Linked DNA regions of Homo sapiens: all the other regions are linked to region 4. The links are chromatin loops, found by intact Hi-C in ENCODE. Cell type or tissue: heart right ventricle. All regions are shown on one strand. Region 1 overlaps LINC03153 (long intergenic non-protein coding RNA 3153). Region 2 overlaps GPR157 (G protein-coupled receptor 157). Region 3 has its middle 8.4 kb from the start of MIR34A. Region 4 overlaps LNCTAM34A (long non coding transcriptional activator of miR34a).

Region 1 (8,000 bases), 280 kb before region 4:
TGGGGGTGTCTTTCTCGGAAAAGACTCCCCCAGGTAGTGAGGAAGGCAGGACCTGGCAGAGGGAGAACCCAGTGTTGCTGGAACTGAGGCCGTTTCTGCAATGAAGCTCTGGTCCCAAATTGAGACATGAGGTCTGGGCCTTTGCATCTCTGTTTCTTTTCACTTTTAATTTTATTTTTTCTTTTTTTTGAGACGGAGTCTCACTCAGTCGCCCAGGCTGGAGTGCAGTGGTGTGATCTCGGCTCACTGCAACCTCCGCCGCCCGGGTTCAAGTGATTCTCCTGCCTCAGCCTCCCGAGTAGCTGGGATTGCAGGTGCGTGCCACCACGCCGGGCTAATTTTTGTATTTTTAATAGAGATGGGGTTTCACCATGTTGGTCAGGCTGGTCTCGAACTCTTGACCTCAGCTGATCCACCCACCTCGGCCTCCCAAAGTGCTGGGATTACAGGCGTGAGCCACTGCGCCCAGCTCTTTTTGCTTTTCGAAAGTATGGCTATTTGAAAATTAAAATGACATCCAGGGCTCACTGGATTTGCTCATACAAAGGCAGGGGCATCTAGACCACAGAGAGTAATCGGTGCTGGTTCAATGGCCTTGAACACTACTCATTTTATCAATGAAAAATCATTCTTAGCTCTCATTGTGCTAATTAACAAACCATCTGGTGTGGATTGGAGATAGAGCTAGAGTGGCTTTTGTTGAGTCTTTCAAATGTAGGTTCTAATCACCCCTGGAATTTCGCGCTCCCAATTCCGCAGCGCTGACTGCCCCTAGAAAGCAGGCTGAAGCTAAGTGACACGTACAGTTGGTGCTGAGGGTTTTTGAAGTAAATTACAGGCACGCTTTTCAAGCTCTGAGCTCTTGAGAAGACCACTGAGCTCAAAGTTAGTCCAACAAATAATGTTCATCATACACAGCATCTTCTGTTTAAGAAGGCAGGAAATTGGCCGGGTGCGGTGGCTCACACCTATAATCCTAGGACTTTGAGAGGCCGAGGCTGGCAGATCACTTGAAGTCAGCAGTTCGAGAGACCAGCCCACATGGCGAAACCCTATTTCTACTAAAAATACAAAAAATTAGCCAGGCATGATGGCGTGTGCCTATAGTCTCAGCTACTCGGGAGGCTGAGGTTGAGAATTGCTTGAACCCAGGAGGCGGATGTTGCAGTGAGCCCAGATCATGCCACTGCACTCCAGCCTGGGCGACAGAGCGAGACTGTATCAAAACAATCAAGCAAAAATGGTTGTTGTCAACACAGTGGGTAACATCTGAACCAAACAAGCCAGGAAATTGAGCACTTGGTTTTAGAAAACTTTTCATCCAAAAAGGGTTAACAGATTTATAATGTGAGTTTAAAGGGGTCATCTCGAGTTTTCAAGAACATTCATTTATGCCAAGCAGCTCCTTCTCCACTGATATCAAAGATATTTTACTGTAGAGGGCACCAAATACACCCCTTCATTATTTTCTCCTTTTAAAGAAAACAGGACAAATTAGTGACCTGGAAGGTTTGGATAAAAACACATCAGAGAAATCATTGTTTTGAGAGTTCTTTTCAGCTTAATTAATTCACATTGGCTGCTCAAATTCATTTTAGGTCTGGAGGCGATTTTCAAACAAAATGTTATGACAGAGATCATAACAAAGATTTGGAGCAAAGATTTCTGTTTGCTGAGCTGTCACTCAAGCTAAACAGATAGCAACAGGGAATCTTTAGGCAAATTAACTTTCCCCTGAATGGGTTCTTTTATCCTGTCCATCTGCATTCATTCCCATGGGTACTTCGAGACCGAGCTAACAAGTCAGATATACATAATAAAGAAAATTGCTCAAGGGAAAAAAAAATCAACTGTTCATTTGGGAAAATGTGGTGCTAGTCTAAATACAATTCTCTATTAATTTCAAGGGGTCTAAAAATCTATCACCAGTTCTTCAAAAAGTTAAACAGACTTATCCTGTGGCCCAGCAATTACATTCCTAGGTACGCACCCCGAAGAACTGAAAACAGATAGTCAAACAAATACTTGCACACAAATGTTCATCGCAGCACTATTCTCAATAGCCAAAAAGTGGAAATTACTCAAAATTCCATCAACAGATGAATGGAGAAACAAAATGTGGTATATACGTATACAACAGAATATCATCCAGCCGTGAAAACAAATTAACTACTGATGTGTGATACAACGTAGATGAACCTCAGAAACATGACCTTAAGTGTTAAAAGCCAGACATAAAGATCATGATTCCGCTTATGTGAAATATATGAATGATCCCCTTTATACGAAATATTCAGAATAGGTGAATTTATCAAGACAGAAAGCAGATCAGTGGTTGTCAAGGGATGGGGAGGGGGGAATGAGGAATGACCGCTAATGGGTACGGGGTTTTCTTTCGGGGTGATGAAAATGTTTTGGAACAAGATAGAGGGGCTGGTACGCAGCATCTGTGAAGGTACTAAATGCCACTGAAGTGTACTTTTTAAAAACGTTAATGTGGTGAGGTGCGGTGGCTCACGCCTGTAATCCCAGCATTTTGGGTGGCTGAGGTGAGTGGATCACCTGAGGTCAGGAGTTCGAGACCAGCCTGGCCAACATGGTGACACTCCGTCTCTACTAAAAATAGAAAAAAATTAGCCAAGTGTGGTGGCGGGTGCCTGTAATCCCAGCTACTCAGGAGGCTGAGACAGGAGAATCACTTGAACCCAGGAGGCAGAGGTCGCAGTGACCCGAGATCTTGCCATTGCACTCCAGCTTGGACAAGAGCGAAACTCTGTCTCAAAAAAAAAAAAAAAAGTTAATGTGTCCAGCACAGTGGCTCAAACCTGTAATCTCAGCATGTTGGGAGGCTGAGGCAGGAGGATCACTTGAGCCCAGGAGTTCGAACCAGCCTGGCGCACAGGATGAAACCCTGTCTCTACTAAAAATACAAAAATTAGCCGGGCATGGTGGCACGCGCCTGTAGTCCCAGCAACTTGGGAGGGTGAGGCAGGAGAATCACTTGAACCTGGGTGGTGGAGGCTGTGGTGAGCTGAGATTGCGCCACTGCACTCCAGCCTGGGTTACAGAAGGAGACTATGTATCAAAAAAAAAAAAAAAAAAAAAAAAAAAAAAAAAGTCCGGGCGCGGTGGCTCACGCTTGTAATCCCAGCGCTTTGGGAGGCCGAGGCGGGCAGATCACGAGGTCAGGAGTTTGAGATTATCCTGGCCAACATGGTGAAACCCTATCTGTACTAAAAACACAAAAATTAGCTGGGTGTGGTGGCTCGTGCCTGTAATCCCAGCTACTCGGGAGGCCAAGGCAGGAGAATTGCTTGAAACAGGGAGTTGGAGGTTGCAGTGAGCCGAGATCACACCACTGCACTCCAGCCTGGCGACAGACTGAGACTCTGTCTCAAGAAAAAAATATATAAAAAAAGTTGCTCGTGCCTGTAATCACAGCACTTTAGGAGGCCGAGACGGGAGGATTGTTTGAGCCCAGTAGTTCAAGATCAGCCTGGGCAACATAGCAAGACCCTGTCTCTATAAAATAGGAAAAAAAAGAGGTTAATGTTGTATTATATTACTTTAATTTTACCCCAATATGAGTTTGTAAACAAATCAAGTTCTCTGTAAACAAGTATTTGATGGTCTGGAAAATGGGATTGCCTCAATATCCAAACAGCCGTTTCTGGGCAGCTTCCTGACCATCCGGTAGGTTTCTTGGTCCAGCCCTGAGTCTCCTTGGCAATGCATCAGGGAGACACCAGGCTCATTCCTCTTTCCTCGTGGCTTCCATATCTTTCCATCCCTCAGCCCTCCGCAGAACCAGCTGTTTGCGGTCACACCGTGGATCTTGTATGAAGCAAAAACAAAAAAAACAGGGCCAGGCGCGGTGGCTCACGCCTGTAATCCCAGCACGTTGGGAGGCTGAGGTGGGCAGATCACTTGAGCTCAGGAATTCAAGACCAGCCTGACCAACATGGTGAAACCCCATCTCTACTAAAAATACAAACATTAGCCAGGCACGATGGCTCATGCCTGTAATTCCAGCACTTTGAGAGGCCAAGGTGGGTGGATCAAACTCCTGAGGTCAGGAGTTTGAGACCAGCCTGACCAACATGGTGAAACCCTGTCTCTACTAAAAATACAAAAATTAGCCGGGCATGGTGGTGTGCACCTGTAATCCCAGCTACTCGGGAGGCTGAGGCTGGAAGATGGCTTGAACCTGGGAGGCAGAGGTTGCAGTCAGCCAAGATTGTGCCACTGCACTCCAGCCTGGGTGACAGAGCGAGACTCTGCCTCAAATACAAAAACAAAAACATAACAAAAATTCTGCACAGTATTTTTCTGACCACTGGGTGTCATGAGCGTACAATAAATGCTTCAGCTGGAAAAACTGCATATTTACAGGACTGCCTTCAATATGGTGGTGGTTCTCCTGACTGCAGGGGATGCGGCAGCAAGTAATAAACCCTTCAAAAGTTGCTTTGTTTTTGCAAGCAAGACATTGAGAAGCAGAGAAAATGTAGACAGTTGAAGATAAACAAAAACACAGCACTGGCTGCTTCTTTGCGTTTTCCAGAATATTTCAGTGGAGCAGCTGTTACGGGAGGAATATAAAAATCTAAAGTAAGGCTGGGAGCAGTGGCTCACTACTGTAATCTCAACACTTTGGTAGGCTGAGGCAGGAGGATTGCTTGAGGTCAGGAGTTCAAGACTAGCCTGGGCAATATAGCAAGACTCTGTCTCTACCAAAGCCAGAAAAAAAAAATCTAAAATAAAGTATTCTTAGGGACACCTCTCAAGAATTGTAACTAAGAGGTGGGCAAGGTGGTTCCTGCCTGTTGTTTCAGCTACTGAGTTTCAGGCTGCAGCGTGCTGGGATAGCACTTGTGAATAGCCACTGCTCTCCAGTCTCGGCAACATAGCAAGACCCTGTCTTTAAAAAAAAAAAACAGTTCTGAAAGAAAAATGAGCAACCTTGAACCCTTTGGCCTCAGACAGTACAGGGCTTGCTCACCTAGAAAGTTAAAATAAAGAAAGTGGGCCGGACATGGTGGCTCACGCCTGTAATCCCAGCACTTTGGGAGGCCGAGGCGGGTGGATCACCTGAGGTCAGGAGTTTGGACCAGCCTGACCAACATGGTGAAACCCCATCTCTACTAAAAATACAAAATTAGCCAGGCATGGTGGCACGTGCTTGTAATCCCAGCTACTCAGGAGGCTGAGACCAGAGAATTGTTTGAACACGGGAGGTGAAGGTTGCAGTGAGCCGAAATTGTGCCACTGCACTCCAGCCTGGGCATCAAGAGCGAAACTCCTCAAAAAAAAAAAAATAAATAAATAAAATTAAAAAAGCAAGCAAGCAAGTGGTTGCTTATTGTCACTATTTATATCCCAATGACTGGTCTTTTAATTTTACTAGAGAGCAACTTCCTTGTCAATTGCCCTGAACAGAGTTGATCTCACTTCAGAGCAGTATGATTATGAATTTTCAGCTCTACCAAGTTTTGGCATCAGCATTTCCTCATTGATAAAAGTACTCTTGATTTCTTCTCTCAGCTGGGGTAGCTCAGAGAGGCCTGAATGTGCAAACCAGTACCTTTATTTATTCTTCTTGGCTGTGGAAAATCGTCCATTATAGGAATATTGTTAACATTTTTTTTGGGGTGGTGGGGGTCGGAGTCTTGCTCTGTTGTCCAGGCTGGAGTTCAGCGGCATGATCTCGGCTCTCTGCAACCTCCGCCTCCCAGGTTCAAGTGATTCTCCTGCCTCAAGCTCCTGAGTAGCTGGGATTACAGGTGTCTGCCACCATGCCCAGTTAATTTTTGTATTTTTAGTGGAGACGGGGTTTCACCATGTTGGCCAGGCTGGTCTCGAACTCCTGACCTCAAATGATCTACCCACCTCAGCCTCCCAAAGTGCTGGGATTACAGGTGTGAGCCACCGTGCCCGGCAACGTTTTTTTATATAATGTTTTTTTGAGATGGAGTCTTGTTCTATCGCCCAGGCTGGGGTACAGTGGTGCAATCTTGATTCACTGCAACCTCTGCCTTCAGGGTTCAAGTGATTCTTGTGCCTCAGCCTCCTGAGTAGCTGGGATTACAGGCATATGCCACCATGCCCAGCTAATTTTTGTATTTTTAGTAGAGATGAGGTTTTGCCATGTTGGCCAGGCTGGTCTCGAACTCCTGGCCTCAAGTGATCTGCCTGCCTTGGCCTCCCAAAGTGCTGGGATTACAGGTGTGAGCCACAGTGCCCTGTCAACTTTTTTTTTTTTTTTAAGTTAAGAATGAAGGTCAACAAATTAAGTTGGAAGTAAACCGGGGCTCTTGATAGGTTAAATCTAACACATCCAAGGACACCAGGGTCATTTATACCAACAGGGTCTGTCTACAAGTTATAAGGTTTTAATGTGTTTTATTTTAGAGATGGGGTCTCGCTAAGTTGCCCAGGCTGTATTTGAACTCCTGGGTTCAAGGAATGCTCCTGCCTCAGCCTCCCAAATAGCTGGGACTATAGGTGTGTGCCACTGGGCCCAGCTTAATTGTTCTTAAAAGCCTATCTATGTTCATGAAGGTCAAAGTGTTGAAATCTGGCCATGCAGGGTGGCTCACGTCTGTAATCCTAGCACTTTTGGAGGCTAAGGCGGGCAGATCACTTGAGGCCAGGAGTTTGAGACCAGCCTGGCCAACATGGCAAAACCTCATCTCTACTAAAAATACAAAAATTTAGCTGGGCATCATGGCATGCCCCTGTAATCCCATCTGCTTGGGAGGCTAAAGCAGGAGAATCACTTGAACCTGGGAGGGGGAGGTTGCAGTGAGCTGAGATCATGCCACTGTTCTCCAGCCTGGGTGACAGAGTGAGACTCTGTCTCAAAAAACAAAAAACAGGCTGGGCGTGGTGGCTCACGCCTGTAATCCCAGTACTTTGGGAGGCCAAGGTGGGCCAATCACCTGAGGTCAGTGGTAGAGACCAAGTTACCCCTCCCTTCCCCCATAAGCCTCACAAACAGCTCTTGTAACTCCTCTGTGAGGCTGCTAAACCACTATAACTTCCTCCTCAGACTGCCCCCATTACCCGTCTTCTTTGTTCTATTCCAGTGATTGTTTTTGCAAAATTCCAAAACAGACCCAGGCAAACAGACCCAGGATATAGTCCCACCTGGAAAATCCCCAAGCCTCACCCCCTATATCAATCCCCTGCTTTGCTAGCTCGGGGCTGCCTCCTCTGACTATAAAGGAACAGCCCGGCAGGTTAACAAACTTGCTGGCCTGACTTTGGGTCTACTTGTCTTATCTCTCGGCAACCCTTACATTTTAGTGCCGAAACCCGGGAAGGGGATAGGCTCTGGCTGGACATCCTTAAGGGACTCTCCCTCTCTCTCTCTCTCTGTCTACTCCCCATCGCCATCACCCCTTCTCCCAGCTGTCCTCCCCTTCCCAAACCTGCCAAAGACCCGAAGAATCTCCTAGACTCTACCATTGCTGGCGACTGCATCCACCATCAGGGCCTCCACAGGGGTCAGTAAGAGAGACCCTTACCATTTACCTGGAATCCTTGACCGACTCTTTCTTGCCCGAAAGACCCAGCGCTGGGTCAAGGGCTTCCTCCAGCCTCCAGGCCTTTAGTTCCTCCATCTCGGGGATGCCTGATTCGGGGGTTACCTCCCTTCTCCTGGCACGATCGGCAGGACAGGGGATGCCTTCTCCTGCCGTTCTTGTCATCGGCAGTCTCTTCTTCCTCTACCCTCTCCTTCCCTTCACCATGGGAGCCTCTCAGTCTACCCTTTCCAAGATTACCCCCTTCAGGTGTCTCCTGCGCAATCTCAATGCTCTCTGCCTCTGTTCAGAGGTCCGTCCTAAGAGGCTTATCTTTTACTGTAACACTACATAGCCTCAATATAAATTAGACAGTGGTTCCCAATGGCCCGAAAACGGCACTTTCGATTTCAGTGTACTCAGGGACTTAGATAACTTTTGCCATCGCAATGGAAACTGGTCTGAGATTCCTCA
Region 2 (8,000 bases), 85 kb before region 4:
TCCTTACGGTCGCAGCGGGGCCAACCCTTATGGTCACAGTGGGGCCAACCCTGAAGCCACACCGACCTCCTTGTTATGCTGCAGACACGCAGCACCCCCGCCCCAGGGCTCCGCACTGGCTGCTCCCTTGCTCTGGAATGCCCGTCTCCATCTGTCCCCAGGGCTCCCCCCGGCCCTCTTCAAGACTTTGCTCAAGCAGCACCTTCTGGATAAGGCCCGACACCCCTATTTAAACTGCACAGAGGCCGGGTGCAAAGGCTCATGCCTGGAATCCCAGCACTTTGGGAGGCCGAGGTGGGTAGATTGCTTGAAGTCAGGAGTTCGAGACCAGACTGGCCAACATGGTGAAACCCCATCTGTACTAAAAATACAAAAATTAGCTGGTTGTTGTGGCACGTGCCTGTAATCCCAGCTACTTGGGAGGCTGAGGCAGGAGAATCGCTTGAACCTGGGAGATGGAGGTTGCAGTGAGCCAAGATCGCGCCACTGCACTCCAGCCTGGGCAACAGCAAAACTCCAGCTCAAAAATAAATAAGTAAATAAATAAATACATAAATAACTGCACGTGCACTTCCTAGACAGTCCCATCCTCACGTTCCGCTTTTTATTTTAGTCTGTTTCCCACAGTTTGTCTCACCCTCAGTCCCACGATGTTATTCACCCTTGTTCCTTGGGCTTATTGCTTATCATCGTCCTCCCCTCCAGAATGCAAGCCCCCTCCCTGCACAGGGAGGGCCTGCTGTACCCCCAGCCCACCCACCTCCTCTCCAGAAGGAGAACAAAAACGTGAGCTCGAGCCAGACTTGGCTTTCCTCCTGGGAATGTCTTTCATGAGAGGAAGGAGGAGATTCCTTCCAGATCAAAGCTGAATTTGTAAAAATAGATGAAACTGCTCATGATGAACACGTGATTTTTTTTGGCCAGGAGTGGTGGCTCATGCCTGAAATTGCAGCACTTTGGGAGGTCAAGGCAGGAGGATCGCTTGAGCCCAGAAATTTGAGAGTAACCTGGGCAACAGAGTGAGACACTGTCTCTACAAAAAATTTAAAAATTAGCTGGGCATTGGCCAGGAGCAGTGGCTCATGCCTGTAGTCCCAGCACTTTGGGAGGCTGAGGCGGGCAGATTACTTGAGGCCAGGTGTTCAAAACCAGCCTGGCCAACATGGTGAAACCCCGACTCTACTAAAAATACAAAATTAGGCTAGGCGCGGGCACAGTGGCTCATGCCTGTAATCCCAGCACTTTGAGAGGCTAAGATGGTCTGGATCACTTGAGGCCAGGAGTTCAAGACCAGGCTGGCCAAAATGGTGAAACCTGTCTCTACTAAAAATACAAAAAAATTATCGAGGCATGGTGGCGCACACCTGTGGTTCCAGCTACTTGGGAGGCTGAGGCATGAGAATTGCTTGAACCCGGGAGGCAGAGGTTACAGTGAGCTCAGATTTGCCATTATACTCCAACCTGGGCAACAGAGCAAGACTCTGCCTTAAAAACAAAAACAAAATTAGCCAGGTGTGGTGGCACACACCTGTAGTCCCAGCTACTCAGGAGACTGAGGTGGAAGTTGCAGTGAGCCAGAGGTGGAAGTTGCAGTGAGCCAAGATTGAGCCACTGCACTCCAGCCTGGGCAACACAGTGAGACGCTGCCTCTAAAACAAAAAATGCATTTTTGAGCCAGTCCTGTGCCTGGGATGCTGACGGCCCAGGGGAGGGGAGACGCCCAAGGTATTCTGCCAGCACCTGGTGTCTTGTGGAGTCACTGCTGCATCGTGGTATCTCTCAGCCCCCAATCTTCTGCAACTAACCTGCTCAGAGCCGCCCTCCTCCTCCTCCTCCTCCTCCAGCTCACCGATTCTTGGCTCATTCCTAGCTAGAGGCAACTAGCACATTCTCAGCTCCCTGCCCACTTCGATCCCGTTTTTCTGAAACACTTGCTGATTTGGAAAAGAGGACCCATTGTCACCCGTAAGGGTCAGCCTCAGCCCCGCAGGCTTCCTGCCCTGCCAAAGGAAAGGCAGAAAGAAAGACACACAAAGGGCATCTGTAGAGGAGAGTCCTGGGCAGGGCCTGGCGGAGTGCCTGGGATACTTCATCAGGGGTCCCGGAAACTTTCCAGGGCAGTGGAAAAGAAGAGGAGGTGAGAAGGGCATCCATCACCTGGGCAGGAGACCAACTACTAATAAAAGTCTAGAAGAAGACAAAAGATCATTTCATTTTTTCTTTTTTTTGAGACAGGGTCTCACTCTGTCACCCAGGCTGGAATACAGTGAACTCCCAGGCTCAAGTGATCCTCCTGCCTCACTGTCTCAGCCTCTCAAGTAGCTGGGACTATAGACATGCACCAGCACACCAGCTAATTTTTTTTTTGAGAAGGAGTCTCTCTGTCACCCAGGCTGGAGTGCAGTGGCGCGATCTCAGCTCACTGCAAGCTCCGCCTCCCGGGTTCACACCATTCTCCTACCTCAGCCTCCTGAGTAGCTGGGACTACAGGTGCCCACCACCACGCTCAGCTAATTTTTTGTATTTTTCATAGAGACAGAGTTTCACCGTGTTGGTCTCGATCTCCCGACCTCGTGATCTGCACACCTCGGCCTCCCAAAGTTCTGGGATTACAGGCGTGAGCCACCGCACCCGGCCCTAATTTTTTTTTTTTTTTTTTTTTGAGATGGAGTCTTGCTCTGTGGCCCAGGCTAGAGTACAATGGTGCAATCTCGGCTCACTGCAACCTCTGCCTCCTGGGTTCAAGTGATTCTCCTGCCTCAGCCTCCTCAGTAGCTGGGATTCTAGGCACCTGCCACCACGCCCAGCTAATTTTTGTATTTTTATTAGAAACGGGGTTTCACCATGTTGGCCAGGCTGGTCTTGAACTCCTGACCTCAGGTGATCTACCTGCCTCGGCCTCCCAAAGTGCTGGGATTACAGGCATGAGTCACCATGCCCAGCCTTAATTTTAATTTTTATTTATTTTTTTTGAGGTGCAGTCTTGCTCTGTCGCCCAGGCTGGAATGCAGTGGCGTAATCTTGGCTCACCGCAACCTCCATCTCTTGGGTTCAAGTGATTCTCCTGCTTCAGTCTCCCGAGTAGCTGGGACTACAGGTGTGTGCCACCACATCCAGCTAATTTTTGTTATTTTTGGTAGAGACAGGGTTTCACTGTGTTGGCCACACTGGTCTGGAACTCCTGACCTCAAGTGATCCACCCACCTCGGCCCCCCAAACTGCTGGGATTATGGGCATGAGCTACTGCACCCAGTCCAAAAAGAAGATTTCAGACCAATGGGAAGTCCCACAGCCATCTCCAGCAAGGACTCCACCTGAGGCAGAAGTGGGGTCTAGGGCGGGTGAGAACTGGTTACATTTCCAAGCAAAAAGAAAAGAGAAAACTAAAGGTCTTGACGCGAGAAGACACAACGGGAGTGGAGGGTGGGGATTAGGTGTCCAGATGGCCACAGCTGCAAGGTGCCTCCTGACTCAGAAATGGCTGCTGGGTAGACAGAATGGCCTACAAGATGGGTACACACCCTCCTACAATTTCAGCCCTGAAAACTCAGAGGGCAAATAGAAACACAGGGACTCACTCCAGCAAGCCTGCAGGATGAGCCCGGAAGTCTAAATTCAGAGCATTTCCTCTGGACCTATCTTACTGCCCCAGCCACTCCTCACATTGAATCTTTGCCTGTAGTTACTTGCACTTCTGCCTCTCTCCAGGAGGGCAGGATCCATGTCTGAGTCCTCAAGATGAACTCCCATGCTATACAGCACTCTGGTGCTAGGAGATGCTCGGTAAAAACATACTGAATGAGGCCGGGCGCGGTGGCTCACGCCTGTAATCCCAGCATTTTGGGAGTCCGAGGTGGGCGGATCACTTGAGGTCAAGAGTTCCAGACCAGCCTGGCCAACATGGTGAAACCCTGCCTCTACTAAAAGAACAAAAATTAGCTGGGCGTGGCGGCACGTGCCTATAATCCCAGCTACTCGGGAGACTGAGGTAGGAGAACCACTTGAACCTGGGAGGCAGAGGTTGCAGTGAGCCGAGATTGTGCCACTGCACTCCAACCTGGGCGACAGAGCAAGACCCTGTCTCAAAAATAAATAAATAAATAAAACTAAAATAACATACAGAATGAGTGACCGAGTGGATCAAAGAATGGGTTAATCTGTGGCCTTTTGCAGGCGTTTGCTTGTGGCCAGGAGGAAGCCCCTAGTTCCACATGTGCAGACTGGGAGGCAGGAACAAGGAGGAACTGGGCCAAGGTGTCAGAGGAAAGCCATTCTTTCGTAGGCTCTCCAGCCAGCCCAGCCTACTCATTTCTGAATTCTGGAAACCCCTGCCATTTAGGATATAATAAATCACTAGGAAAAGTTAGGTGAGTTATTTGCGTCACTGATTGTGAAATTCCACAGTCTTCCCTTCCCCTGGGGCAGCCCGGCCTTGGGTCTGTCCTCACCTTTTAGCTAAATTCCTCAAGTTTAAGCAGCCACCACAGGCCGTCCACCAGGGGGCAGGAGAGGGCCATGACCAAGGACACAGCAGCCCTGTCTGCAGCAGCCCTGTGCCCCCACAGGCCCTTAATCGGCTAAGCCTCGTTTCCTTATCTACAAAGGAGTAACAGGACCCGGCTCCTAACGGGGCAGTGGGAACCAATGCACGATCCGTGTAACACAGCGTGTTGCATGGTGTCTGGTGCACAGTAAGTGCCTGGTCCCCTCTGGCCCATCACTGGTTCTGTCCCCAGAGACGCAACCTGTCCCCTCGGGGGGCCAAACTCAATGCCAGGCCTTGCACCTGGGCACAGCGGCCATGCAGAGGGCCCTGAGCTCTAAGGGCAGCGCCTACCGCTCTGTTGATGTGCTTCCGGACCAGGAGGTACAGCAGAGGCAGCAGCACATATGCCAGCATCTCCCACAGCTTCCCCGTCAGCAGCATCCACAGGACATGGTCCTTGGCCTCCAGGTCGATCCAGCACCAGCCCACAGACACGTCCGAGGCGTCATAGCCAATCTTCTTCAGGGCGACGGCTGCCACAGTGATGACCAACGGGACCCCCCAGCTGAGGAAGGAGGAGAGAAAGAGGCATCGGGGTCAGGCCATGGCTCCCGGCAATGTCAGCCTTCGCAAAAATGACGGAGGACGCCCTTCAGAAAGGGGATGCTCTCCAGAGCCTGGATGGCACAGTGGCCCTGGAAAATAAGAAGGGGTAGGTGTTGCCCTGGGAGCCTGGCTCTACTTTAGAATTCTTCGGGGACTGGCATTAGAATGGAGTGACGTGGGACAGCCAGCTCCCAGCGTGTGCCCAGCTCCTTTTGCATACATGTGTGTACAGAGTTCGAGACCAGGCTGGCCAACATGGTGAAACCCTGTCTCTACCAGAAATACAAAAATTAGCTGGGCGTGGTGGTGCACACCTGTAATCTCAGCTACTTGGGAGGCTGAGGCAGGAGAATCATTTGAACCCAGGAGGTGGAGGTTGCAGTGAGCTGAGATTGTGCCATTGCGTTCCCGCCTGGGTGACAGAGTGAGACTCCATCTCAAAAAAAGAAAAAAGAAGAGTTTTGTATACATGTGTGTACAGAGCACAGGGCCAGGCAGGTGTGTGTTTGCTGCTGTCGTGACTGTTGTGAGTCACGTCCTGCTGTCCCAGGTTTCAGGCCTGTGGTGCAGACAGTGGTACTGCGTGAGGCCTGTCTGGTTTCTGTTCCAGGAAGCCTTGGGCACCAGCGTGCGAACACCTGTCCATGCTCGTGCAAATGTGCCACAAACAATCAGCGCCCCCTGGTCAGCCCTTGGGTCTAGGAGTGCACACACTGGGGGCTTAGGGTTGCCTGGGCAGGGAATTCCAGGGTTCTGCTTACCTTCGGCAGGCTCTAGGAGGGGGAACGTGGGCTTTGGGCAGTGTGTCCCTTTGGCCTTGAGGACTTCTTACACAATGGCGGGGAACAGAACCTGGCAAGGGTCAACGGGGACCTTTGAAAACATAAAGCTCAGGTAGGGGCCCCTCTAAGGGCAGTGTTGGGCTCAGTTTTCTTTTTTTGAGACGGAGTCTCGCTCTGTCACCCAGGCTGGAGTGCAGTGGCACAATCTCAGCTCATTGCAACCTCCACCTCCTGGGTTCAAGCGATTCTCCTGCCTCAGCCTCCTAAGTAGCTGAGATTACAGGCGTGCACCACCACGCCCGGCTAATTTTTGTATTTCTAGTAGAGACAGGGTTTCACCATGTTGGCCAGCCTGGTCTTGAACTCCCGACCTCAGGTGATCCACCTGCCTCAGCCTCCCAAAGTGCTGGGATTATAGGCCTGAGCCACCATGTCCAGCCCAGGCTCAGTTTTCTAGAGCGCTCTCCCACAGCCAGCCACACAGCCAGGAGTAGGCCCCTTCCCTGTGGTCCTTGAACCAGTCTGTTCCTTACATAGCAATGGAGCACACAAAGGCTATAGTGGCTCCTGAGAGAGGCAGGTAGTGGGGTAGTTAAGAGCTTGGATTTTAGTGTAGTGGGCTTGGATTTTAGTGCAGCGGGCTGGATCCAAGTCCCACTTCTGCCCCTGCTTGGGCAAGTTATTTAGCCTCAACATGCCAGGTTCTCTGCAAAGTGTGGATGACGACAGTGACTACAGGGTGTCATTGTCGGGTCGTTATGAGAACAAATACATGTGTGTACAGAGCACAGGGCCAGGCAGGTGTGTGAGTGTTTGCTGCTGTCGTGACTGTTGTGAGTCACGTCCTGCTGTCCCAGGGTTCAGGCCTGTGGTGCAGACACTGGTGCTGCGTGGGGCCCGTCTGGTTTCTGTCCTGGGAAGAAGACACAAGTACCCCTGTCCTAGGTCAGGTGCCTGGAGCGCAAAGCCTTAGGTAAACAGGAATGATACTATGATAACTGTGAGATCAGAGTTCAACATGAATCTGAGGCCAGAATGAGGCCAGGAGAACTGTGCTTCAAGGGTTTCTCCCAAATGCTGCAGGGCTGGCAGAGCAGGCCAGGCAGGGATGAGGATGGAAGGGAAAAGTCAGTTCCCTGGGACTGGGAAGGCCTCATGCAGGATGCTTCCAGAACAGAGGGGCCCTGGCCAACCATCCCCTCTGCAGCATTCTCCAGTCCCCACTGGCCTCTGTAGGGAAGGGCAGGAGGGCTGATGGCAGAGTCACATCACCCTCAGTGGCCTCGGTGGCAGGAGGCAGCATGTCCTGTTGGAAGTCACAAAGACACAGGAGCAAAAAGACCACAAAAGGCCAGGCGCGGTGGCTCATGCCTGTAATCCCAACACTTTGGGAGGCCAAGGTGGGCAGAACACTTGGGGTCAGGAGTTTGAGACCAGCCTGGCCAACATAGTGAAACCCCATCTCTACTAAAAGTACAAAAATTGGTGGGCGTGGTGGTGCATGCCTGTAATCCCAGCTACTTGGGAGCCTGAGGCAGGAGAATCGCTTGAACCTGGGAGGCAGAGGTTGCGGTGAGCCGAGATCACGCCACTGCACTCCAGCCTGGGTGACAGAGCAAGACCCTGTCTCAAAAAAAAAACCAAACACACACACACACACACACACACACACACACACACACACACACCACCCATAAAAGAAAGGGTTGTTTTAAAACTCATGACAGGCCAGGCGAGGTGGCTCACGCCCGAATCCCAGGACTTTTGGGACTTTGGGAGGCCAAGACAGGTGGACCACCTGAGGTCAGGAGTTCGAGACCAGCCTGGCCAACATGGTGAAACTCCGTCTCTACCAAAAATACAAAAATTAGCCAGGTGTGGTAGTGCGTCCCTGTAATCCCATCTTAGTGGGAGGCTGAGGCGGGAGAATCCCCTGAATCCAGGAGGTGGAGCTTGCAGTGAGCTGAGATTGCGCCACTGAACTCCAGCCTGGGTGACGAAGTGAGACTGTCTCAAAAAAAAAAAAAAAAAAAGTAATCGGCTCTTCAAGTGCCACCACGCCAATCCTCTAGTCATAATGTGCTGTTCCTCGTTACTTTACAGTTGCAGGATTCCGCTAAGGAATT
Region 3 (8,000 bases), 52 kb before region 4:
TTCTAGCCACTTAGGAGGCTGAAATGGGAGGGTTGCTTGAGCCCAGGAGTTCGAGATTACAGTGAACCATGATCACGCCATTGTACTCCAGCCTGGGCGACAGAGTGAGACCCGTCTCAAAAAAAAAAAAAAAAAAGAAAAAGAAAAGAAATTAATTAACTAATTAAAAGCAGGGTTTTATTTGGCTAGTAGCGAAAAAGGAAGTCAGGGAGATTTAGAGCATGAGGGGAATTCTGTAAGCAGAGGGGTTTGGGGCAGTGAGGAGGAGAGATCATGCAGGGCTCAAAGTCAGTGTGAGGACTTCAGCTTGGATACACCAAGGGACACGGGAGTCACTGCAGGGCTGAGCAGAGGTGTGCCGTGGGCTGCCATGATTGAACACCAGTGGGCAGGCCGAACACGGTGGCTCACAACTGTAGTCCCAGCACTTTGGGAGGGAAGGCAGGCAGATCATCTGAGGCCAGGGGTTCGAGACCAGCCTGGCCAACATGGCGAAACCCCGTCTCTACTAAAAATATGAAAAATTAGCATGGTGGTGGGTGCCTGTAATCACTGTGGGAGGTTGCAGTGAGCTGAGATCACACCATTGCACACCAGCCTGGATGACAGAGCGAGACTCCATCTAAAAAAAAAAAAAGAAAGAAAAGTGCTGGAATTATAGGCATGAGCCATTGCACCTGGCCCATTTTAACCATTTTAAAGTATACAATTCAGTGGTGTTGATGACATTTGCAATATTGTGCAACCATATTTCCAAAACATTTCCATCACCTCCAACAGAAATCCCATACCCCTTAAGCAATAACTCCCCATGGCCTTCTCCCCCCAGCCCCTGGTAACCCTGATTCTACTTTCTGTCCCCATGAATTTTCCTATTCTGGATGTTTCACGTGAGTGGAATCCTACAATGTTTGTTCTTTTTGTGTCTGGCTCTCAATATAATGTCTTTGGGGTTCGTCCATGTTATAGCATGTGTCAGAATTTCATGCCTTCTTATGGCCACAAAATATTCCATTGTGTGGATAGACCACCTTTTGTTTATTATTCGTCTGTTCCTGGACACCTGGCTGTTTCCACCTCTTGGCTATGGTGAAGAGCGCTGCTATGAATAAGCAGTGATTCTTAATACTGGTTGAGGGGGAAGATAGCAGGAACGAGTGTCTCCCCTCCCCAGAAGCCCTTCAGAATCTTCCAGAGGATATGAGATTTCTTTTGCTTTGTAAAAGCGGACTGAATGCACGTTGGCTAAACTAGGCTGAAAACTCTTGACTTTAAAGCAAATGGGATTAAAAGGAAACTTTCAATAAGTACTATATATCAGTTACGCACAAAACATTGTTACATATTACATAATGTATTCAATAGGAACGTCTTACTTAAATGTTGAGCTAGGCCAGGCACGGTGGCTCTTGCCCGCAATCTGAGTACTTTGGGAAGCCAAGGCGGGAGGATCACATGAGCCCAGGAGTTTGAGATCAGCTTGTGCAACATAGTGAGACCCCCTCTCTACAAATAATTTAAAAAATTAGCCAGGCGCGGTGGCTCACACCTGTAATCCTAGCACTTTGGGAGGCTGAGATGGGCAGATCACTTGAGGTCAGGAGTTCGAGACCAGCCTAGCCAACATGGTGAAACCCCCATCGCTACTAAAAATACAAAAATTAGCTAGGCATGGTGGTGGACGCCTGTAATCCCAGCTACTTGGGAGGCTGAGGCAGGAGAATCGCTTAAAGCCAGGAGGTGGAAGTTGCAGTGAGCCAAGATCGCGCCATTGCACTCCTGCCTGGGTGACAAGAGTGAAACTCCATCTCAAAAAAAAAAAAAAAAATTAGCCAAGTTTGGTGGCACATGCCTATAGTTCCAGCTACTCGGGAGACTGAGGTGGGAGAATTGCTTGAGCCTGGGCAGTCAAGGCTGCAGTGAGCCGTGGTTTGCCACCGCACTCCAGTCTGGGTGACAGAGTGAGAGCCTGTCTCAAAAAAAAAAAAAAAAAAAGAAAAAAAAAAAGATGAGCTGGTAGAATATGTTCTGTGTATTGTTGGCTTATCATCTGTCCCTGTAGAATGCATGCTTGCTGAGGGCAGATATCTGGTCTATATTGTGCAGTGTCTGCCACACACAGTAGGCCCTCAATCAATCTTTGTGGAACACATAGTGGGAATATGGAGCAGCCAGATGACAGGGAAGTGCAGTGGGCCTTTGGCTGCCTTTCTAAGGCAGGATCTCAGCTGGCGGTCCAGCACCTGCAGGGCGACCAGGCACTTCTTTGTTTTTACCGACTTCTCATAGCAATCGCCCATTTTCTTTATTCATGAATAAAGATGGGCAATAAGTTTCAAGAGGTTGTTTTGTTTTGTTTGCTTTGTTTTGAGACAGGGTCTTGCTCTGTTGCCCCAGCTGGAGTGCAATGGTGCGATCATAGCTCACTGCAGCCTCGAACTCCTGGGCTCAGGGGATCCTCCTGCCTCGGCCTCCCAAAGTGCTGGGACCACAGGTGTGAGCCATCATGCCTGGTCTTTGGGAGGTTTTTGTTGTTTGTTCTAGTAGTACGTATGATTCTTTTAACAATATAAATTGCAGATTTTTTATATGTTGGAGTTGTTGCAAAATATCATGAATTCTCCTCACTACTTTTTAAGTTATAGTTATTAGACCAGTTGTTATTGGATATTACTTAATGTGCTAATACTCCCATTGGCACATTACTGCTATCTACTGTGACATACTACTACTGTCATATCTACACGCTATACCAAATTTGGCTTTATCAAGTATTTCAATCATTGTATTTCACTATGATTGGTTAGCTTTGTAATCCCATGTAATTTACGCCTTTATCCTGAGACTCCAGAGAGTTCACTGGACTGACAAAGGGGTTTGTGGTATAACCAAAGTTGTGGGCCTGCTCCAAAGGCTTGCCTAGCTTCCCCCTAGTCAACCCCACGACACACATTGTCCTGGCCCCACATTCACACCCAGTCTGCACGTTACGACCAGTTTATACCAGTAGTTCTGCCTTCTCACCACCAGGAGGCACTGCTTCACCCGAGTCACAGGAAGCCCTGGGCAGGTTAGGGCTTCTCCCTCCCGCCTTCATCCTGACAGGGGCTCGCATCAGAATCCTCCCGGAGCTTTTTTTTTTCCTTACTTCCATCCCTCCTTCCTTTTTTTTTTTTTTTTTTTTTTTTGAGACAGTCTCACTCTTTCGCTCTGTCGCCCAGCCAGGCTGGGGTGCAGTGGTGCGATAGCTCACTGCAACCTCCACTTCCTGGATTCAAGCGATTCTCCTGCCTCAGCCTCCCGAGTAGCTGGGACTACAGGTGCGTGCCACACCTGCTAATTTTTGTATTTTTAGTAGAGACAGAGTTTCACCATGTTGGCCGGGCTGGTCTTGAACTTCTGACCTCCAGTGATCCTCCTACCTCGGCCTCCCACAGTGCTGAGATTATAGGCATGAGCACTGTGCTCAGCCGCTCCTTCCTTTTTTCCTTCCTTCCTTCCTCCCTCCCTTCCTCCTTTCCTTCCTTCCATCCCTCCTCCCTCCCTTCCTCCTTTCCTTCCTTCCATCCCTCCTTTCTTTTCTTCCTTCCTTCCCTCTCTCCTTCCTTCTTCCCTCCCTCCCTCCTGTCTTCCATCCTTCCTTCCCTTCTCCCTCTCCCTCCTTCCTTCCTTTTTTCCTCCCTTTTAACTTTTTGTTATGAAAAATTTCAAACATACGAAAGTATATGAACCCCCAGAGAGCCATCAGCGACTGCAGTGATCATCTCGGGACCCAAGTCATTTCTGCACCCTGTCTGGGAGCCCTCTAAAGATACAGACGCTTGCCCTGCCCTATATGGGCGCTCAGAGCCTTAAGGTTTACAGAGCTCCTGGGCTGTTTGGGAACCACTGTCACAGCGTGGCCCCTGCCTCCCAGACCCCTGGTGACCGCGCACGGGCTTCCAGCAGCCATTCCCACACACATGAGCGTCTTGCCCATGTCTGCCCCAAGCCCTGGGCTCTCACTCCTGTTCTTTTGCTCAGGCACCACAGGAATTGGGGAACAGCTGACTCCCATTCCCTGCACAGCCTCTTCCTGTGGCTCTGAAAGCCAGGGTGAAGTAACACCCATCAGCCTTGCCCTTGAGCAAGCAACCACAGCCACATTTTGCTGGCACGAGGCTCATGGTGTGGCCTCTTCCTGCGATGGAGGGGCAGGCCCTGGGTTGGCAGCATCTCTGTGTTTCAGACTGAAAGACATTGTCAAGCTATTAAAGCTTGGTTCTGAGTGTCCAGAAGGATCCCTGTTATGAGCTGAATTGTCCCCCCTCCCCATCCATATGCTTTTTAAACATTTTTTATTTTTATTTCTTTTTTTTTTTTTTTTTTTGAGACGGAGTCTCGTTTTGTCACCCAGGCTGGAGTGCAGTGGTGCAATCTTGGCTCACTGCAACCTCTGCCTCCCAGGTTCAAGCGATTCTCCTGCCTCAGCCTCCCTAGTAGCTAGGATAACAGGTGCCCATCACCACGCCCGGCTAATTTTTGTATTTTTAGTAGAGATGGGGTTTCACCATGTTGACCAGGCTGGTCTTGAACTCCTGACCTCAGGTGATCTGCCCACCTCCGCCTCCCAAAGTGCTGGGATTACAGGTGTGAGCCACCGTGCCCGGCCATACTTTTTAAAAATTTTTTGTAGAGATGGAGTCTCACTATGTTGCCCAGGCTGGTCTCAGCCACTCAAGGTGCTGGAATTACAGGTGTGAGCCACCATGCCCAGCCCCCCATTCATATTTTGAGATCTTAGCCTCCATTACCTCAGGATATGACTGTATTTGATGATAGGGTCTTTAAAAGGTAACTAAGTTAAAATGAGATCGTTAGGTTGCACCCTAAACCAATATGATTGTGTCCTTAAGAGGAAACATGGGCCCGGTGCAGTGGCTCACTCCTGTCATCCCAGCATTTTGGGAGGCCAAGGCAGGCAGATCGCTTGAGCTCAGGAGTTCAAGGCCAGCCTGGGCAACATGGTGAAACCTCATCTCTACTAAAAATACAAAAAAATTAGCCAGGCATGGTGGTGCACGCCTATAGCCCCAGATACTCAGGGTGAAGCGGGGAGTCAATTGAGGCTGGGAGGTTGAGGCTGCAGTGAGTCTAGGTCATGCCACTGCACTCCAGCCTGGGCGACAGAGTGAGACCCTGTCTCAAAAAAAAAAAAAAAAAAAAAGGAAACATGGACACAGATAAGAACCCAGGGAAGACCAGTGGAGACACAAGGAGAAGACAGCATCTCCAAGCCGAGCAGAGAGTCCTGGCGGGGCCGCGCGCGGTGGCTCATACCTGTAATCCCAGCACTTTGGGAGGCCAAGGCAGGTGGATTACTTAAGGTCAGGAGTTTGAGACCAGCCTGGCCAACATGGTGAAACCTCATCTCTACTAAAAATACAAAAATTAGCCTGGTGTGATGGGCCACACTTGTGTTCCCAGCTACTTGGGAGGCTGAGGCAGGAGAATCACTTGAACCTGGGAGGCGGAGGTTGCAAATGGATACAACTCACTAAACCAGTAAGATCCCTTCCTACATCCTGAGGAACTACCTGTAGGAGTTTCTGACGGGGACCAGAGGCAGCCTGTACAGGGGGCCTGGGGCTCTCTATGTGTGTGTGTCCCGGGGCAGCCCTGGGTTTGGTGAGAGGGAGGATTCTGATCTCACTCAGCCCTACTCACTCCGGCCCTCTTGGGAAGTGGGTACCAAGCCCTGATCCCACCCGGGCTGGTGCAGGATGGTGGCATCCCCGTGGCCTGCAGCCGAGCCCTGTGGAAGGCCGCTGGGCAGAGACAGCTCCTCCGTTCACAGGACCCTCATCCAAAAACCCTCACATATTTCAACATAGCCGCACCCCGAACGTGGACCCCTCAGGCACCGGGCCCTGTGTGGCCATCCAGGCTGCACACCCATGAAGCCAGCTCTGCTGCTGGGGGACAGCAGAGAGAGGAACAGGCAGGCCGAAAGGTGTCCAGGGCACAGTGACGTCACCAGGAGCCACTGAGTCATCAGGAGGGCCTTTCATCAGTCGGCTGCCTGGTCTGATCTGAGCGAGGTGGAAGCTTCCAAGGCCAGACACGGGGAGACTCTGTGAGGCTCCCACATTGTTGATCATTTCTTCTCATCTCTCCTCTCCTGACCAGATTGCTCTCTAACCAGATTCATTTCAGGAGTAAGTGACTGCCGGCCAAGAAAGACAACCCCCTCAAGGTTACTAATTTAAAGACAGATGGGATCAGCTGTGATTTCAGTCGCAGTTATGAAAATTAGAGCCAGGTGTGGTGGCTCATACCTGTAATCTCAGCACTTTGGGAGGCTGAGGTGGGAGAACTGCTTGAGTCGAGGAGTTAGAGACCAGCCTGGGCAACATAATGAGACCCCTTGTCTTTAGAAAAAATGTAAACATTTGCCAAGTGTGATGGCGTACACCTGTAGTCCCAGCTACTTAGGAGGCTGAGGTGGGAGGCTCGCCTGAGCCCAAGAGGTCAAGGTTGCAGTGAGCCATGATCGCACACTGCACTTCAGCCTGGGCAACAGAGCAAGACCCTGTCTCAGGAAAAAAAAAAAGGAAAAGAAAATTAGACTAAGACATGCTTTGTTTTGCAATGGTGCAGCATCAAGGGGTCCTGGCAGGGAAGAGGTGGCACCAGCCTGCACCACTGCTGCAGAAATACTCGGGAGTACACAAAGCACTTCTCGGCTGGAGTCCAGAGGCCTTCATATTTGGTAGTTTACTCTGATGTTTTCAGTTCCAACAGAGGAAGAGGAAGGGGCTGGTCCACAGTGGCCTCAGGTAATGCTCAGCCTTGGGGGATGATGAACACAATGAGGGGCACTTGGCGTGAAGAGTGAGAGTCCATTTCTCCTTCTCCTCCTCCTCCTCCTCCTCCTCGTCCTCCTCCTCCCCCCGCCCCCTTCCTCCTCCTCCTCTTCCTGCTCCTTCCCCCTACCCTCCCCACACGGGAGGTGTATCAGGTAGTGAGTTTCAGCCCGGCACGGTGGCTCATGCCTGTAATCCCAGCATTTTGGAAGGCTGAGCCAGGCGGTTCACTTGAGGCCAGGAGTTCGAGACAAGCCTGGGCAACATGGTGAAACCCTGTCTCTACTATTAACAAAGTTACAAAAATTAGGCATGGTGGGGTGTGACTGTAGTCCCAGCTACTCGGGAGGCTGAGGCAGGAGAATTGCTTGAACCCAGAAGGCGAAGATTACAGTGAGTCTAGATCGTGCCACTCTACTCCAGGCTGGGCGACGGAGACTCTGTCTCAAAAAAATATTATTTCTTGAGGTCAGGAATTCAAGATCAGCCTGCCCAACAAGGTGAAACCCGGTCTCTACTAAAAACACAAAAAAATTAGCTGGACGTGGTGGCGCACATCTGCAATCCCAGCTACTTAGGAGGCTGAGGCATGAGAATCGCTTGAATCTGGGAGGCAGAGGTTGCAGTGAGCCGAGATCACGCCACTGCACTCCAGCGAAACTCTATCTCGAACATACATACATACAGCAAGCTCTCAATGGGGCCAGTGAGCTGTGAGCATGTTTCCTCTGCACGCTAAGCTCTTGACTCACATTCCATCAGGAAGTTGGGGTCATCTTGACCAGGGAAGGGCAGGCATCTTGGTGGGGGGCCCCTGGACTGTACCTGGTAGTGCTGCTAGCAGAGGAATGGAAGCTGGGCAGCAAAAACCCCTGATGCCCACTAGTCCTGAGCATCCCTGGAAGCATCCTGCCAAGTGCAAGGCCCAGGGTAAGTGCTGAATTAATACTTGCATTTTGCCTGGATCCTCACCCCACCCACCAATTTTAACCACGGATCCTGATGAGAGCTAAGTAGAGTACCAAAGGTCATTTCCGTTTTTTTTTTTTTAATGTATCACAGCTACTACAATTTGTATTTTGTATGTTTACAAGCACATGCTTGGAAAACAGAAAATAATTTGGTTTTAAATATTCCAGGAAATTACAATCTAAT
Region 4 (8,000 bases):
GGAAACATCAGCGGGAGCGGTACTAAGGAAGTGCTCATCTCTTAGAGACAAAGGCCCATGGAGGGGAACAGTAACCATCCCCTCCCAATTCAGAAAATGTTAACATAAGCACTTCATTTCTCATGCAGATAACCACATAAGTCTATTAATAAGAAAGAAAGAGAAAGAAAAAAAAGAAAAAGGAATCCATGCCAGCAGGGTATAGGAATTGGTCTATAGGAGAAAGGGTCACCCACTGAAAGGTGGGCTGAATAGAATTCCTTGCCTGGGCTTTGAGGTCCTGGCATGGAGAAGGCTGTAGAAATGCTGGCATCAGTGGAACCCTCAATAAACAGAATTCTTGTTAAAGAATCACAGTCATTGGTGGAATGGACTGCCCATCTAAGGTCAATCTACACTAAAGGATGGCAGAGATCAAGAGAAAGAGAAAGAAAAAGCACCCATGGCCGGGCATGCGTGGTGGCTCACACCTGTAATCCCAGCACTTAGGGAGGCCGAGGCAGGCGCATCACTTGAGGTCAGGAGTTTGACACCAGCCTGGCCAACATGGTCAAACCCCATCTCTACTAAAAATACAAAAATTAGCCAGGCGTGGTGGCAGGCACCTGTAATCCCAGCTACTCGGGAGGCTGAGGTGAGAGAATTGCTTGAACTGGGAGGCAGAGGTTGCAATGAGCAGAGATTGCACCACTGCACTCCAGCCTGGGCACTAGAGTGAAACTCCATCTCAAAAAAAAAAAAAGAAAAGGAAAAAGAAAAAAGAAAAGCACCCAGATCCTAGGACATATAAATACTTCCAACATGAGGACCGCGGGGTAGCGCCCATGGGAGGTGCAGGTCACTGTCCTTAGCGGAACCCCTTCTCTACCTTGCCACACCGGCACTAAGCCCTCGATCCTTCTGACAGACATGGCCACATTTTTGTACATGTTTGCAGCCATCACTCCTTTCACTGTAGTAAGCTGTGCACTCAGCATCACCCATGTCTTTCTATAAATAGGAAGAAAGCTCAGAACAGCCCTCAGAAAACTGCATGTTGACAGCACCCAGAGTCCTGGCTGGAAGAGGGAAGGGCACTCACAGAGCTGCTTCCCTGGAGCTGTGTCTCTCCCAACTGCCTTGAAGGAATCTCTTGGGAAGGCAGCGACTTCTGGCCTCTGGGGACCTAAAGAAGCCAAGTGGCAAAGCGGTATGAAAACTAAACCAGTTCTAGGTCCAGGTGCACATCAAGGCAGTTTGTGGGGCACGTGGCAGGTCTGCTGAAACACAGTGCCTGCCCCTCGCCAACCTTCTCTCTCTGGCAGGAACCCCCTCCTTTGAGTTAAAAGTGTTGCAGACCCCAGGAAATGCCTGAGAGACCTTGTGCCTTAACAGAGAGAGATGTTATGTGCACCGGATCCCCAACATGCTTTGCAAATGTTGAAGGGAGAAGACAGACGTGGGCCAGATACAACACAAACAAGGCTCTCAGGCCACCAGGCTGAGTGAAGGTGCTATACAGAGGCTTCTTGGCCACCTGGGGCCCCTTTGAGCCTATGAGGGATCCTGGGAGGGTAGTGGAGTGAGGACAGCAGAGGAGCACCAAAGACAAACTCAGCCCATTTCACAATTTTATCGTGAGCCAGCCCTATCTTAGCCCTCTCGTTTTGAAGAAAAGCCAAATTTGTATTTAAAAAAATACTTATGCCTGATGCATTCCCTATTGTGAAATAAGCACATTTATTACACAGAAGGAAACCTGATGTCTCTCAGACCTTGAGCAGACTATTTACAACATTTGGGCTACAAGGCAAGGTGACCTTCAGACCACGAAGTGGCGATGGCTTGCATAGGGCAAGGCAGGGTCTCTGAGAGAACGTGAGACACACAGGCCACCACCATGTTTTAGGGGACCTGGGATTTTGCAACAGGAAGAAATAACAGGTTAGAAAAATGCATGCTTTAAAACATTTAAAATTTAAAAATAGAATGCTTTCACACACACACACTGCAACACAATATAATTGTGCCATTTACTAGTAATGATATAAACATATCTGAATGCCCCTTTGAACACAAAGCACAGCTAAATGCCCCACCTCCAGCAGACAGACCCTGAAGCAACACACCCCCAAGAAAACAAGTGACAGATATATATGATAGATAGATAGATAGATAGATAGATAGATAGATAGATAGATAGATATTATTTTTTTTGAGACAGAGTCTGGTTCTGTCTCAGAAGGGTCAGGTTGCCCAGGCTGGAATGCAGTGGCATGATCTCGGCTCTCTGCAACCTCCACCTCCCTGGCTCAAGCTAGCCTCCTACCTCAGCCTCCCAAGTAGCTGGGACGACAGGTGCATGTCAGCATACCCAGCTAATTTTGGTAGAAATGGAGTCTCACTATGTGGCTCAGGCTGCTCACTACGAGCTCAGAAGAGCTCAAGCAATCCACCCACCTCGGCCTCCCAAAGTATTGGGATTACAGACATGAGTCACCATGCCCGGCTGTAAGTGACAGATATTGACATAAGCCCTGCAATAGGAATCTGAGACCCAGGATTGGACAGGTCAACTAGCAATGCTTCTAAATACAAGTGATCTGGCAAGCTGGCAAAATGTCTGAGTTTCATTCTTTACCTTAGGTCAAAGTTTCATTCTTGATTTGGATCAAAGGGGAAGGAGAAAAAGGCACAAACTGAACCATCAACTCTGTCACCGAAAAGTGGTCCCCTGGATCTTAGTGCTTTGCCACCTTCTTGCCACCCCTATAGTAAAATGCTTTTTTATTCTTTCTTTAAAAATTTCTGTTATTATTATTTTATTTAAATGGGGTCTTGCTATGTTGTCCAGGCTGGTCTCCAACTTCTGGCCTCAAGCAATCTTCCCACTCCAGCCTCCCAAAGTGCTGGGATTACAGACGTAAGCCACCATGTCCAGCCATGATTTTTAAAGGCAGGCATACTTTATACTTTTTGTACACACTTACAGCTCTGATTCTTTTTTTAAACATATTTATTTATTTTTGTTGAGATGAGGTCTCGCTATGTTGCCCAGGCTGGTCTTGAACTCCTGGGCCCAAGTGATCCTCCTGCTTCGGCCTCCCAAGTAGTTGAGATTACAGGTGAGAGCCGCCATGCCTGGTTCAGGCTCTGATTCTTATGTCAGTGAATGCCCAGTAAATTATTGTTGGCTTGAACTGAATTATCAAGAAGGTGCTATCAAGAATTCTTTGAGCCAGGCACGGTTGCTGACGCCTGTAATCCCAGCACTTTGGGAGGCTGAGGCAGGCAGATCACTTGAGGCCAGGAGTTTGAGACTAGCCTGGCCAACATGGTGAAACCTGGTCTCTACTAAAAAATAAAAAAATTAGCCAGGCATAGAGATGCACACCTGCAGTCCCAGTTACTCAGGTGGCTGAGGCAAGAGAATTGATTGAACCCAGGAGGCGGAGGTTGCAGTGAGCCAAGATCACACCACTGCACTCCTGGGTGACAGATTGAGACCCTGTTTCAAAAAAAAAAAAAAAAAAAAAAGAAGTAAAGGAAAGGAAAAAAGAAAGAGAAAAAAAAAGAAAAATAATTCTTTGGCTAGGTATGATGGCACTTTGGGAGGCCGAGGCAGACGGATCGCTTGAGCCCAGGAGTTCAAGACCAGACTGAGCAGTATGGCAAAACCCCGTCTCTACAAAAAGTACAGAAACATAGCCTGGGGCGGTGGTGGGCGCCTGTAGTCCCAGCTACTCTGAAGGCTGAGATGAGAGGATTGCTTGAGCCCAGGAGGTTGAGGCTACAATGAGCTGAGATCACACCACTGCACTCTAGCCTGGGTGACAGAGCAAGACCCTGTCTCAAAAAAAAAAAATTATTATTTGGGAGATATAATTTTACATCATCAGAGGGTCAAAAAAAACCCTCTATTTTGCCTATTGGCCCCATTTGAGATGACCCTGGTGAAATTTCTCAGCTAACTTTCTCCACCTCTGTCAAGTTGACCGAGACACCACCTAAATCTCCATGAAGGACCTGGCAGCTTTCCGGCTCTGCAGCATTTTCCCGACAAGTTTGCTGCGCACACGCGGATGCTGACAGCACAGTCTCATGCTTGCCTAAGCCAGAGCACCACCCTCTAGTGTGACACCGTGTGATCTCTATTTTACCATGCAGAAGAGAGGTCATCTCCTGGTACAAGAAAATGGGCTGTCTTCTGGATAACCGCAGCAATTCATCTCTGAGTAGCTGAAGGTCATTAGTATGCATTATACAAGTGGAACCATTTGAGAGAAAAGAGGGAACTCACTGGACACAAAAGTGCACTGAGACTGTGAACAGCAAGTCCCGAACAAGGACACAGAGATAGATCCCAAAGGGAAAGGCTGGAGGGGGAAGGATGCGACCCAGCCGCAGTGGCTGATCCATGAGGGCTCCTGTCTGGGTTCGTGCTGCCAATCAGTAGCATTCCCCAGGCAAGACGTGGGCGCCAGGCCTGACTTGAAACCCAAGGTTGGCTTCAAGATCTTGCAGCTGGATCAGAATGCTGAGTTCATCGTTGCTGGTGGGCCGCCGTCACCTCTCCTTAGCCCCCCTGTTGAAGGATGGCCGGCCCCTCCTGGGAAAATTGCTACATTTCCTCAGATAACAGATGCACACATGACTAATCAGGCCTACCCTAAGAAATGAGAGCCAGCAGCAGAAGCCACAGCGCACACTCTGTATTGTGAAAATGGAATGTGGGATGACCTAGGAGATGACACAAATGCCGAACGGCGAACTTTCTGTTTCTATGAGTCTAATAATGAAAAACTTTTCTGCCTGAACCCGTGGGATCGAATAAAATGAAAAACCCCATTCTGCAAACCACTGCGCCCCATGGGAAGCAGCTCGGTTTCCTTCCCGTGTCGTCGGGAGCCCTCTGATGGAGGAAGCCTAAATTACAGCGCTCATAACCTAACAGGCAGCCGCCGGGCTCAAGTGCCCCCTGATTTTCCAGAATCGAAAAGAAGAGGAACCATAAAAGAAGCCGAATGTTTTCTCCCCCTGGCACTTTGCCCAGTGACAGTTGTCAATCAGAGGTGCTGCAGACCGACTCGAAGGCAGCGTTCAGTGCCCAGGCACACTGCCTGCTGCCGTTGGTTCCTCCCATGGTTCTCAGGGCGCCAGGTCTCTGTCAACTCCCAGCCCCCAGTTTCCTTACCTTGTCCTACTGCATCTGAGTCAGGATGCCTGATGGGTTGAGCGCTGATGATCTCATCCGTGTCCCACATGTCCCAGGGAATCCCAGGTCTGCCCTGAGCTTCCTGTGTCCTTGGGAAAGTCGGTTAATCTCTGGGCCTCACTGTCCTCATCGCTGAGCTTGGGGACTTGTAACAGATGATTTCTAAGTATCTTCCAGCTTTGAATAGAGCATTTGTCTTGGGTGGCCAGGCTTAAAGTTTAAAGGCATAAAAGGAAAATGGGATCTGATCTTTAATCAGAACTGCTGAGAATGAGAAGCGCAGAGCAAACTACCGACTGCATTGGGTGAAAAGTGAAAATGGTCGGTGGGGAGGTGCCACGGTCAGGATCTGAGGCGCTAGGATCTTGCCAGTGCCTTGGCGCCTTTCTCTGCAGTCCCCGGCCTGCCTCCCTTCTGCTCCCTCTCTTCCGGAGTCTGGTGCTGCCAATTTGCCAGGTGAGCCCCGCCAGCGTCCCATTGCCGGTTCTCGTGGCCCTCACCTTTTCCTTATACCTTCATCCCTGCAGGAGTCGCAGGACCTCAGCTGGCCAGTTGGCTCTGCCTGGAAGGTGCAGGTCTTGTCCTTGTCAGGGAGACTGGCAGCCGCAATGCTGTGCCTGTCCCAGGCTGAGCAAGAGGCTCCTGGTGTCGATTCTGGAGCAGCCACAGGCCTCAGCAGGCCCCCAAAAGTGATGACATCAGCACAGTACTGCACCAGCTCTGAGGGCCCCACTGCCCCTGCCATCTCCTCCTCCTCTCCCTCTCCAGTCTCCCTCTCCTCCCAGCACAGTGCAGCCTCCAAGGGCAGCCTCCACGGTGGAGATGCTCAAGCTAAAGCATGGGGACAGGAAAAAGCAACCACCAGGGTGGAGGGTCTCCCAGGGGAAGCACAAGGTCTGGGACAATGAGAGGCATCAGTCACCGAACCATCTCACAACTCGAACAACCCCAGAAGAGCGGGCTGGAGAGTGCAATGTGACATCACTTCCCATCTTGCTGGGAGACAGGGCTTTTGCCAAGAACGGGCCCCTGGGGATTCATCGGGCGACATTTTCATGCCACTGGCATAAATAAAGACTTGTACCAAAGGCTGCCATTCTGGGCAGAAGGTGCTGTCTAGACCCCCTTAGGGCTGCCCTCTCTGGCCCCAGGCCCCTGGCTCCTACCACCTAAGCCCATCACATCACCCAGGAGGGTCGGCAGCTGCTGGCCCCCACCCACATTCGCTGGCTTGGTTTTACTCTGCAGGGGAAGCTGGACTTCCTCCACATCCAAGTTCAACTACATGACATCAGGAACACAGCCTTTCTCCCGACACCTTCGAGCCTCTATTTGTCTCCAGTAGCTGTCCCAGAAATCATGGGTGGGAGCATTCAAAAATGTGGTTCCAGAGGTCCCCTTGCCCTAGCCCAAAAGGCTGCCTGAGCTGGGGATCCCTTCCTTACCCCCCAATCCGAAAGGCAGCCTGGCCTTCCAAACTGGAGTCCGTGGTTCAGAGTAGGAGATCCACAGTCAGGGCCCGGGACACGGCTTCCCCTGGCTGGTCTCAAAGTCTTCCTAACCCTCCAGGGGTCCGTCCTGGTCTTCCACGGAGTTTCCCAAAAGCGCGCGCCACACTTGGTGGGCGCTCAGCCCCGAAGCGCCTGTGAACACCGCCCATCCCAGGACGCACGAAGCCAGTTGGTACGAGCACCTAGAAGCAGCACTCCCCATTTGTCATCCTTCCCACGGGGAAGGCTGCCTGCTGCTCCGAGCCCTCAACTCCAATGAAGTACAGTCGTCAAGAAACGGTGGTCTAAATAAAGCCGGAGACTCACTCACTGCACCAATCAGCACCGTGCGTCCGTCTGGATCTCGGCGCCGGCTGCGCGCAGCCGCCAGGAGGTGGCCGTCGGGACGCGAGCGCCGCCCGGAGCAGTGGTGCAGGGTCTCCGCATCGCCGGCTGCTGCTGCAGCCCCGCAGCGCTCAGCACTGCTGACTTGGCCCGGGCGGCGGGCAGGCGGGCAGGCGGGCGGGGAGGGCGGGGGAGGGCCTGCTGCAGCTTGGGTTCTAACTGCCCCTGCGCAAGGAGACCGGGAGAAGCTGGCTGCAAGGGCTGGGCTGGCCAAGGCTGGGGCAGTTGCAAAGGGTGGGAGCGCAGCAAGCGGAGAAATACCCCTGAGTCAGCACTGGTGCATTGGGAGGTGTCCCGGAGAGCCTGGCCCACGACATGGACAGGGTGTCCGAAACGTACGCCCCTCTGTATCACCCTCTAGTCATGCACCCCCATCTAATTCTGAAACCAACTCTAGCCTCATTTTTTCCCCTCCACGATGATGGGCTGTAATGCACCCTGCTCTGAGGCCTGGGGGGAATGGAAAGACAGAATTCTCTTTCAAGCCCAACCCAGGCCCGGGGAACCCCCTAGATGTTACTGTGGGGTCACAGACAAGGCCGTGGGGATTTGACACGTGGGCAGGGACAAGGGCAACCCCAAAGCTAGTGGATCTGACATGGGGGTGACTGGGTGGTGTGGTGGGCATCATTTCATTCACTGCAGTGGATTTGCTGCCTGGGAAATGCAACCCCCACCGTCCGAGGTCCGCTCCTGTCTTACTAGCTACTTAGCAGCCAGCTTCCCTGTTCTGCTCCCTGAGAGATGAAGGTGTCCCAGGCTAAGATCCCTCCATCACCTGCCCATCCCTGAGGGTCTCATGTCACCTCAGCGGCTGGCACCTCCTCTTCCCAAACACCCCGTGGTGGCTTTGGCCCAGACAGTGCCTGCCTGAGGGAAGGAGGCCTCTGGCCATATGAAGACCGTAGAGG

The links. A loop is a pair of places that touch in the nucleus more often than their neighbours do. Peaks named below come from ENCODE experiments on the same cell type or tissue, not always from the same donor. Only the 100,000 strongest peaks of a DNase experiment are listed, where the experiment ranks them.
Region 1: it touches region 4 in a loop (4-fold over the local background); 20 of 110 quality-filtered maps call a loop at or near these places.
Region 2: a loop joins it to region 4, with 10 times the contacts of the local background. A loop is called at or near these places in 90 of 110 quality-filtered maps.
Region 3: a loop joins it to region 4, with 11 times the contacts of the local background. A loop is called at or near these places in 89 of 110 quality-filtered maps.

What each region holds. Positions count from the first base shown.
Region 1 is chr1:8,913,930-8,921,929 of GRCh38, forward strand. The region is part of intron 1 of LINC03153 (long intergenic non-protein coding RNA 3153); the gene reads right to left. Among named protein-coding and RNA genes, the nearest start is that of LINC03153, 8.9 kb to the right of the region's middle. In heart right ventricle, a CTCF peak has its summit at 4,335; no DNase peak of the experiment used is centred here; H3K27me3 peaks cover 614 bases.
Region 2 is chr1:9,106,439-9,114,438 of GRCh38, forward strand. It overlaps GPR157 (G protein-coupled receptor 157), which reads right to left. Exons shown (of 4, transcript NM_024980.5): 2 at 4,838-5,051. Among named protein-coding and RNA genes, the nearest start is that of GPR157, 19 kb to the right of the region's middle. RefSeq lists an enhancer at 4,251-4,300. In heart right ventricle, CTCF peaks have their summits at 4,489 (motif pointing right) and 4,692; a DNase peak (open chromatin) is centred at 4,503; H3K27ac peaks cover 1,727 bases.
Region 3 is chr1:9,139,400-9,147,399 of GRCh38, forward strand. No RefSeq gene overlaps it. Among named protein-coding and RNA genes, the nearest start is that of MIR34A, 8.4 kb to the right of the region's middle. RefSeq lists enhancers at 2,831-3,125, 5,943-5,992, 6,083-6,182. In heart right ventricle, CTCF peaks have their summits at 3,036 (motif pointing right) and 3,242; a DNase peak (open chromatin) is centred at 3,022.
Region 4 is chr1:9,191,739-9,199,738 of GRCh38, forward strand. It overlaps LNCTAM34A (long non coding transcriptional activator of miR34a), which reads left to right. Exons shown (of 3, transcript NR_132738.1): 3 at 1-348. Among named protein-coding and RNA genes, the nearest start is that of MIR34AHG, 13 kb to the left of the region's middle. RefSeq lists an enhancer at 6,289-6,809. In heart right ventricle, CTCF peaks have their summits at 4,914 (motif pointing left) and 7,080 (motif pointing right); DNase peaks (open chromatin) are centred at 4,593 and 4,903; H3K4me3 peaks cover 2,256 bases; H3K27ac peaks cover 1,388 bases; H3K27me3 peaks cover 809 bases.